2 separate regions of the Homo sapiens genome follow, and region 2 is linked to region 1. Evidence: chromatin loops called from intact Hi-C (ENCODE). Cell type or tissue: CD14-positive monocyte. All regions are shown on one strand.

Region 1 (5,000 bases):
TGTGGTGGCACGCGCCTGTAGTCCCAGCTATTAGGGAGGCTGAGGCAGGAGAATCACTTGAACCCGGGAGGCAGAGTTTGCAGTGAGCCGAGATGGCGCCACTGCACTCCAGCCTGGGCGACAGAGTGAGACTCTGTCAAAAAAAAAAAAAAAAAAAAGAGCCAAGCAAAGATTTGAGAGTGTAAGAGAGGTAGGGACACTAGAAAGGAAGATTGGAGACCTGCCTGCATTCATCCAACTCCCTGCTCTACCACGGTGTGATCCAGTCAGATGACAACCTCTCTATGTTCCCCACCTGTAAGACAACAATAGTGCCTCGCTCATGGGGCTGCAGTGAGGATGAAATGGGATCATGTCTGCAGAACACTGGGCTCCAGGCCTCCTTGTACTGCTCACTTGCTGGGTAATTTGGAGCAAGTCCTCTAACCTCTCTGTGATTTGTCTGTAACAAACCAAAGGATGTTTTTCACCACCTGAAAACAGATAGTTAAGTGGAAATGCAAAGAATTTTTTAACTACGAAAAAGCAGAGGACTGGTTCCCATGGTCTCTTAAGGTCCATTCTTGTTTTATGTTTCCGTGATTTAAAAACAAAACAAAACAATAAAACTCTTCTCTTTGGAACTGGAGAAGGAAGCCCAGAGCCAAGAAGTCGGCTTTCTGTACCACGCCCCTCTCCCTTAAAGAAAACTGAGGTTATTCTGCCCCCTGGTGTCCTGTACTGTCATTGCAGTCACTTCCAGTGGCCCATCTAGGCTTCAGATTTGGAATCACGAATTTTCCTTCCTTCCTTCCTTCCTTCCTTCCTTCCTTCCTTCCTTCCTTCCTTCCTTCCTTACTTCCTTCCTTCTTTCCTTCCTTCATTGAATGCCCCACTCTGGGCCACGCACTGTGCTGTGCACTGTGGTTGCAAAGATGAATAACACTGGGCCCCTTCCTTGAAGGAGGACACAGTCTAGTGGGGGAAGTCAGACACCTAAACAAATCATTTAGATACAGCTAAACAAGTGCTCTACAAAAGGCTACTATACAGTGCAAAGAGGGCGTGCTTGGCTTGGGGGAGGCAGGCGACATGTCTGGAAGAGCCTGACAAAAAGGGGTGGTAGTTGAGTTTGATAACCATGTTTGAATTCTTTAGGTGGCTGGACAGGGATGGGAGTGTGTAGAAGGATGTGGGGCACATTTAAGAGGCAACAGTGTATTTGGTTTGCTGGGGGCATGCTGTGGGCTTAGGGAAACAGTGGAAGATGGAGTTGAGAGCTGGGAGGTGGTCAGGGTTTTAAGCAAGGCAGTGACCTGGGTAGATTTGAATTTCTGTATGTTCATTCTGGCTGCTCTGTAGAGAAAGCCTTGAAGAGGCACAGGGCTGGGAAAACTCTTGGTCGAGTTGCCAGATTTAGAAACAAAACAAAAGAGTGAAACAAAACCAAACCCCGGATACCCAGTTAAATGGGAATTTCAGATAATAGACAATGGTTTTTTAGTATAAGTACATCCCAAGTATTGTACAAGATGTACTAAAAATTATTCTGTGTTTATGTGAAATTCAAATTTAACTGGGTGTCCTGTATTTTATGCGGCAACCGTATCTTGGAGACATCAAGGAGAGATGATGGTGGCTTAGACAAGGGTGGAGGGAGCAGATTTGGGTCAAAGGGGAAAAATTCCAGGGATATTCAGGAGGTAGAAATGAAAGAACTTGGCGATGACATGGACGTGAGAACATGAAAGGGAGGTGTCAAAACAACACCCAGTCTCCCGTTTGTTCCGTGTTGGGTCCTCCACTGCATCCCATACCTCCAACCACCACACATCTGGAGGTCAAGAGTCCTTCCTAAAACATCCCAAAGAACCCGCGAAGCCAGGAGCCAAGACGTCCTCCAGGGTCCCGCCTTCCCTGCTCGGCTCCGCCTCCTGCTTGGTTCTGCAGTGTGGCCCTCCGGGCTTGTTTGGGCCAGTCATCTGCCAGTGGCCGGTGCCTGGGATGAATTAGGGCCCCTTTAGGTCTCTGTTCTTTTCCTCTTTGCACCACCCTTCGCAACGGCCAGCATGAGGTGCCCAGCCCAGGTCCCCACTGCTGACTAGAATAGATCCTTTCTGCCAGGGAGGGATGTCCCAAAGAGTCCCAGAATCCTGCACCTTTCCCTAGGGGTTTTCTCACTTCCCGGAGGCTGGGACTGAAATGGTGGCCGCGCTTCTCCAAGCTTCTTGTGACCTCACAGTGCCTCTTAGTGGTCACACAGCACACTGCAGGCCGAGGTGAGATGGAAGATGGATTTGTAAGCACTGGGAAAGTTGTTTTTTGTTTGTTTGTTTGTTTTAGACAGAGTCTCGCTCTGTCACCCAGGCTGGAGTGCAGTGGCACGATCTGGGCTCACTGCAACCTTTGCCTCCTGGGTTCAAGCGATTCTTCTGCCTCAGCCTCCCAACTAGCTGGGACTATAGGCGCGTGCCACCACGCCCAGGTAATTTTTTGTATTTTTAGTAGAGACAGCGTTTCACCATGTTAGCCAGGATGGTCTTGATCTCCTGACCTCATAATCCACCCAGCTCGGCCTCCCAAAGTGCTGGGATTACAGGCGTAAACCACCGCGCCCAGCCAGCACTGGGAAAGCTTTTCATTCCTGATTCTCCCCTGGCAGGGCACAGGGCTCCTGCCTCTGCTGCTGGCCACCCATCCGTCAGGAGTGCTGTTGGCACTCCTCAGCTCTTAAGGATCTGAGCAAGACATTTGTGCAGTGGACCCGCTGGTAAGGAGGTGGCCTAAAATGACATTTCGCAAATCAAACAACTAGGCCCTGAGGTCTCCATTCTTGGTGGGACTCAGCAAGATGCTCCAGGTTGAATGGGTCAGAGATTCCGAAATCCCCAGCCTTCCAGATTTCATAGGTACCAGCCTACAGATAAAGCTTAATGTGCCAGAGGACCCGCCCACACTTGCCTGTGGACATCTCCGCCCAGAAAACTGGGGTGAGGCAGAGGGGAATCTCACAATTGGGTTCCCCACAGTGGGCATGTTTCCAGGCCGGGTGGTAGGGCTGGTCGCCATAGAGGGTGGCTGTCCAACTCTCCAGCATGACACCTCCCTCTCTGGGGTCACAGCCAGTCAGAAAGAACCCCCAAATGCCCCATCCTGTATCCCTTCCACACTGGAGCCTGTGTATGGCAAGAGGTGAGGATCCATGTCCCAAGGAGGGGAGCTGAGAGACAACCAGACCCCAGATGACTTTGTGGGCCAGAGCTTGAAGCTGGTCTGGGGTGACTGAACAGGAGCCTGGCTCAGGAAACTCAGCTCCCTCTCTTGTCTTCAGACTGCAGGCATGTGCTATGAGGACTGGGGACACCTCAGGATGTAGTGCAGAGGCTGAAGCTGTCACTGACCCACTGCTGGTGCCTCCCTTTGACTTCCAATGTCCTCTGGCAGCAGATGGTGAGCCATGCCCTAGGAATGGCAAGCCCCCTCCTTTCTCTCGAGTTTTGGTCATTAGTCTTTACTATATCCCCTGAGGAGTAGCTGGATTACAGGTGCACGCCACCACGCCCGGCTAATTTTTTGTATTTTTAGTAGAGACGGGGTTTCACCATGTTGGCCAGTCTGGTCTCGAACTCCTGACCTCAGGTGATCCACCCGCCTCAGCCTCCCAAAGTGCTGGGATCACGGCCGTGAGCCACATTTCTTGAAAGAGTTGTCTCCGCTTGCTGAATCTCAGGTTCCACCCAGGAAGAGGAGGGGCCTGGCGCCTCCCGGCTGCAAATGACAGGAACTTATGTGGCTCCACCCCACTTCGCATTCTTCCCAGTGCGCAGGCCGTGGGAGGTTCTGCCAGGGAGCCCTTCCCATCTGGCTGTCTGACTATGTTAAGGGACCCCAAGCCTTCAGTGGTGAAGGCTGAGACCACAGTGTAGATCAGGGCTGTCCAATCTTTTGGCTTCCCTGGGCCACACATAAAATACACTAACGATAGCTGAAAAGCTAAAGAAAAAAAAAGAAAGAAAAAATCAAATCACAAAAACATCTCATAATGTTTTAAGAAATTTTATGAATTTGTGTTGGGCTGCCTGCAAAGCTGTCCTGGGTCGCATGCAGCCCACGGGCCACTGGTTGGACAAGCTTGGTCTAGATCAAAGTTTGGCAAACTTTCTGTAAAGGGTCAGATAGTAAGTATTTTAGACTCTGCAGACCATACAGTCTCTGTAGCAACCACTCAACTCTGCTGTTGCAGCCCCAAAGCAAGTATAGACAATATATAAACAAATGAGCATGGTTGGCCAGGCGCAGTGGCTCACGCCTGTAATCCCAGCACTTTGGGAGGCCAAGACGGGCAGATCACAAGGTCAGGAGTTCGAGACCAGCCTGACCAACATGGTGAAACCCCATCTCTATTAAAAATACAAAAATTAGCCAAGCGTGGTGGCGCACGCCTGTAATCCCAGCTACTCGGGAGGCTGAGGCAGGGGAATCGCTTGAACCCGGGAGGTGGAGGTTGCAGTGAGCTGAGATCATGCAGCTGCACTCCAGCCTGGGTGACAGATCGAGACTCTGTCTCAAAAAAAAAAAAAAAAAAAAAAGGATGTAAACCTGAATAGGATGTAATGCCACTGTAAACAAGTCTGAAGTGTATGGTGGCAGCAACAGACTGCTTCAGATAGAGTTTGGAGACAGCTGCAGACAGAGGAGTGAGTGGGGTTTATGGAGCGAGAGAGAGAGTATAGAGTAAGAAGAGAAGTGACCCAAGCCTAAACCTCAGCACATGCCATCATCTAGTGGCGGGGCCAAGAAAGTAGAGGAGCCTGCAATGGAGATGGAGATGGAGTGGTTGGTGAGGCAGCAGGAACTCTGGGAAGAGTGTGGAGTTCCTGCACCCCGGTGAAGGGAGTGTTCCTGAAGAAGGGGTGGAATGCTGCTGAGAGGTTGGGTTAGGTGAGGACTGAGAAACGACCTTTGGTTTTGGCAGCATGGAGGTTGCTGGTGACCTTGGTGAGAATCATGTCAGAGGAATG
Region 2 (5,000 bases), 420 kb before region 1:
CAAATACAAACAGAAGCCCCCCATTCAGAGCCTGAGAGACATATGGAACGAGCCATGGCTCCAGAGGCAGACAGGCCTTTTTCACGTCCCAACTGCATCACTCAGGACCACCCAATAACCTCGCACAAGTCCCTTAACCTCCTTGAGCCTCAGTTTCCTCACTACAAAATGAGGATAATAAAGGTGCCTACCTCCCAAGTGCCACTGCGGGAATTAAGAGCGATAACGTGAATGAACTGCTTGGCACAGACCAGAGTTCCCTGCTCTTTCCCTGGGCCCCTGTCCTCCCACTCTAGGGGGTCAAGGGAACGAACGCTGCTACCCTGCCACGCTATGCCTCTGTTCCCTCATTCTTGCTTCCGCCCGAAGCACAATGATGCACAGCAACCCTCGGAGAGCACTTTATGGTTATCAAAGCCTGTCACAGACATTGCTTCCTTTGTTCCCCCAAGCACCCTTGTGAGACAGAAAGGGCATGAAGCAGCAGCTCCATTCTTCAAGATGAAGAAATAAGCTTGAGTCTTGTCTGAGCTGGAAAGAGGTTCTGGGAGGGGGAAGGGGAAAGGAGGGGAGACGAGCACTTGGGGCTCCCACCTCTTGCCAGTGCCATTCGGGGATTCCAGTAAGAATCATGACCACCAAAGCGCTAGGCGTGATGGCTTCCGCCTGTAATTCCAGCACTTTGGGAGGCCAAGGCGGGCGGATCACTTGAGCTCAGGAGTTCGAGATCAGCCCGGCCAACATGGTGATTTTTTGTATTTTTGTACTAAAAATACAAAAATTAGCCGGGCGTGGTGGTGGGCGCCTGTAATCCCAGTTACTCACAAGGCTGAGGCACGAGAATCGCTTGAACCCAGGAGGCGGAGGTTACAGTGAGCCGAGATCGTGCCACTGCACTCCAGCCTGGGCGAAAGCGTGTGACTCTCAAAAAGAGAGAGAGAGAGAGAGAAAAAAAAAAATAAGAATCACGACCACCAAAACAAGCTGAAGATGGGCTTTTGTTTTTGGCTGTCAATGACAAATACATATTATAGGTATACATTTGAACCCGGACCCTCACTTCTCTCAAATGTAAAGTTAACCCAGGTTGAAGACTGATTTTTTCTAAGGATACAACATGCAACCTAACACCAATGGCATGAACATCAGACCCAAAAGAGATGTTGATTTGGGATGAGGGTTTTAGGAATGCTTGCCTGGCTGTTGATTGGTGACTGCCCACTCACTAGCATCTACGCTTCCATGAGAAGCTAAAGAACTGGGAAGCAGGGTAGGGGAGGAGTAGCTAGAACCTGGGCCCCAGTGGAATTCCTTCAGCCTCACCCTCAATCAACCTTTGTCTGGACCTTAAAATCCTTCCTCCTACAAGTTGTTTTCTACCTTGATTGACTCAGAAAGTTCCAAGATTGGTTTCCAGTAAGTTAAACCCAGACAAAAGCTTCTTGATTGGATGTTAACGAGCTACTCAAGCTAACATCCTGCCATATTCTTTAACTCTTCCTTAACTCAAAGAAAATCTAAAGATTGTAGAGGAAAAGCCATCATGGGCCAGACCTTAAAATTAACTATAACTTTAGTTCCCATTCTTCAAATCCACCCCCAACCCTTCGAGAACTAGTTTGAGAATGCCTTACTAAATATGGGTTAATTTGATCCTCCCCATCCCCCACCCCCCTCCTGCCTCCTCTGACCCCCCGCCACACACACCTTCTACAATACCCCTTGATAGCTACACACCTTTGCCTCTTCTGAGACGGTTGCCATGTGCTTGGTCTTGCACTTTCGTTTTCCTGATGGCTTTTCTGAATTTTCAAGGCAGGCTGGCTCTTCCAGGTTATTTGGGAGGAAACCGTTTGGTGAATCCGAGATCCCCTGGACTTTGTTGGGCAAGAGAAGGTTCCTGTTCCTGAGGCGGTGCTCCAAACTTTGGGAGGAGGAAGTCTTCTGCTTACGGGCCTTTAAATCTGAAGGCAAGAAACAGGAAAAGAACGGATGTCAGAGAAATGGAACACAGAAAAGCAACGCCTTCCTCTAAGATGAATCAGAGGACTTTGGGGATTAGAACTGCAGTGCAAAGTTGTATAACTATCAGCTATCGATATCTAGTGCTGTGCTGACTATTCCACTAAATACTTCTTGAATGAACACACCATACTTCAACATCGAAGTCCCTCATCTACAAGCAGGAGACAGCTCCCAGCCCTGCCAGCAGGGGGCGGCCCATCTGGCTAGCCCTAAGATAAGGGTAATTTTAACAGGATTTTTCCCAGAGCCCAGAGCAAATCAGAATTTCTTTTTGCTTTTTTCCCATTCCCTTTGTCTGTTTCTCCAGTCCCGTATGAAAGCAAATCTGGTGGTCCTGCTGACATTAAGTATCAAGTACATGGGGAACAGGGAGGAAAAGGTAGAAGGCTGCCTTCATGGCCTCAGCTCTACTCACCTGACTGCCCCATTTGTCACTCTCCGAGGACACAAAGATCAAAGCTACAGGAACTCCCTGAAACTAGAAGGCATCATGAGCCTACCTAGCTGGCAGTCAAGGGCAGAAACCTGCTGCCTTTTCTGGGTGAAAATCAAGTCACTGGTGTCACTAGAACACACCAGCAACATCTCTAATTTAGCCACAGCTTGCTGAACAAAGCACATTCTAATTTCAAAAAGGCCTGCCGGGAACTCCATTATCAAGAGCTTCATCCCACAGGGTCTGTCCTAACCCCGTGTGTAGGGGCGACTGTGTGTTTAACCTCATCTCTCAAGATTAGTGCTGCTTGGCTTGGCCATCAATTGTGTGATTGGCTGGGCTCAAGTCCTAATTGCTCTGAGCCTCAGTTGCCATATCTGTAAAATGGGGAGAATATAATCTACATCACAAGAGTGGTATGAGAATTAAATAAGATAATACATGCAAAACCCCTTTCAAAAAGTGTTATAACAAGTAAGACATCATTATTGTGTTATTTAAGCACAAGCTCTTGAGGTGGAGCCATGCCCGTGTGTTTTCCTCCCCAAAGGAATGAACACCATGCCTAGCAATTAGTGAAATGAAGGGACTGAGATTGAAGAGTTCTCAACTCGCCTCTCTCAACCCTGACACGGGCTCTCACATGTGACATTGACAAAGGCAGATCCAGATGTGGAAGCCATCATTTCAGCACAAGGAGTTGGCTGCAGCTTATGCACAGTTCCTGGAAGGCCAGCTGTCATGCCATCCCTTTCTCCCAGCTAGCCTCAGCCCGCTAGTGGGGCCCCATAGCCTGTCCAGGAATTGCTGTACTACATGGTCTCTAATAGCACTTCCAGTCAGAATGTTCTAAACTCCAGCTTTTGATGCGACACATTTGGGCTGAGGCAAAAGAGGAAGGAACAGAACCATGCCTTGTGAGGACCCCAGGAAACATGAAGAAGTCATATTACAGTGTTCAATGCTACAGGCAAAGAAACAGCCCCCCACCTTGTTTACCCAGGGCAGGGCAGGCTCGGGTGTTTATTCAATTGCAGAGAAGTGAAGGCTTTATAGTAGCCCACAAAGGACTAGAGAGCGGAGGTGGCAGGTGTGTGAGTGGAAGTGGCTCTGCCTACCTGCTCCGCAGGTCAAGAAGGGAGATAACCAAAACCAGGATGAAAAGAAAAGTCAGGAGGCTCAGACAGAAGCAGGGTAACCTGCCTCATTTGGCCTTTGCCAAATTCCTGCACGAAGATGCCATCATCAGATCTGGAGGAAAGTAACCAGACCATGTGCCAAATCCAGCTGCCTCAATGCAAAACCCTTAGACACATCCACAGAGGAAGAATGACCTACTTTCCAACAACTGGAGCTGCCCCCAAATCAAGTAGGATGCCTTGATTGGTGGTGTTCTCTGCGTTACTGGAGGTGTGTTCATGAAAAGGCTGGCTGGCTACCTGTCAAGAATGCTGTGGAGATCTCTATCTTTGCATTGGGTGGCAAACTGGACCAGGCAACCTCGAAGGTCCTTCTGGTTCCAAGCGCCAATATGTTCCACAGGAAGCTTCCATGCTAGGAAACCAGGTGCCATTAGAGAAGATTAGGTGATACACAAAAGCTCCTCTTCATCCTAACACAAGTGGCTGAGGCCAACAGCTTGACAACTCATTCCTGACCAATCTATTATTGCTCTAGCAGAAGAAAGAGAATTGTTCCCACTCTGTCACATAGTTGATGAAAATTAGCTCAATTACTCTCTTGAGCGTAGAGATGGGTATCATATACACCTCCACTTAAACAGAGCCGGAAATGAGGTTAAGCCGTCTTTGCATTATAGCAAACCTGGACTCTACTACCCACTCAATATGAGGTTATTCAGTTTTAGCTAATAAGGAGACAGCGGATGTTTACCGGCAGCTCAGGATGAATACATCATAGGAGGCAATCAATTGCTGCTTCCAGGGTAGAGGTCAGAGAATGAGAGTGAGAGACAGAGGTGTTCTTATAAAACCCAAAGATGTGCTTTTTGCTCATTTAGAAATCCACTATAGGAATGGGCCTGAACAGTACTCAGTGGAACATACTGATATTAGCATCTTGTGACAGTCTGTGCCTCCGGAATGGTATATCACAGCATTTGATGTGGTCAGAGAAAGCCTGGTTTTCTCTTTGGGCTGCCTGCCTTCTCAACTCAGGTCCAACAAAAATGATGCTACTTTGGGTCACCTCAAAGCTTCACTCCGCCTCTGAATAATCACTGTGGCTTTAACGGATAAAGCAATGCTGTGCCCGTTTCTACTTGAAGTTCTTCTGTTGGTTTGAAGAACCCACTGTACTTCTTTTTAGCTTAGAGGCTGCAAGTATCCCAGGAAAGGCAGCCGATGCCCTCTGTCTTCTTGAACCCAAGATTCTAGGAGAGAGAACCCGTCCTCCCAAAAGACTCGACTCCCTCAAGCCAACCAGAGAACTCCCTGGTATCCAGTTGTCCCATGCCAAGGATGTCACCGTGGCCTTGCCCACAGGTTCAGACTTCTATAAGAAACCGGAGGGCTTGGGC

The links. Peaks named below come from ENCODE experiments on the same cell type or tissue, not always from the same donor. Only the 100,000 strongest peaks of a DNase experiment are listed, where the experiment ranks them.
Region 2: it touches region 1 in a loop (4-fold over the local background); 20 of 110 quality-filtered maps call a loop at or near these places.

Annotation. Positions count from the first base shown.
Region 1 is chrX:129,602,840-129,607,839 of GRCh38, reverse strand. No RefSeq gene overlaps it. Among named protein-coding and RNA genes, the nearest start is that of APLN, 50 kb to the left of the region's middle. In CD14-positive monocyte, CTCF peaks have their summits at 690 (motif pointing left) and 2,204; DNase peaks (open chromatin) are centred at 689, 2,219 and 3,739; H3K4me3 peaks cover 831 bases; H3K27ac peaks cover 499 bases.
Region 2 is chrX:130,025,599-130,030,598 of GRCh38, reverse strand. It overlaps BCORL1 (BCL6 corepressor like 1), which reads right to left. Exons shown (of 14, transcript NM_001379451.1): 8 at 1,738-1,964. Among named protein-coding and RNA genes, the nearest start is that of BCORL1, 45 kb to the right of the region's middle. RefSeq lists an enhancer at 4,918-5,000. In CD14-positive monocyte, CTCF peaks have their summits at 2,026 and 2,225 (motif pointing right); a DNase peak (open chromatin) is centred at 2,208.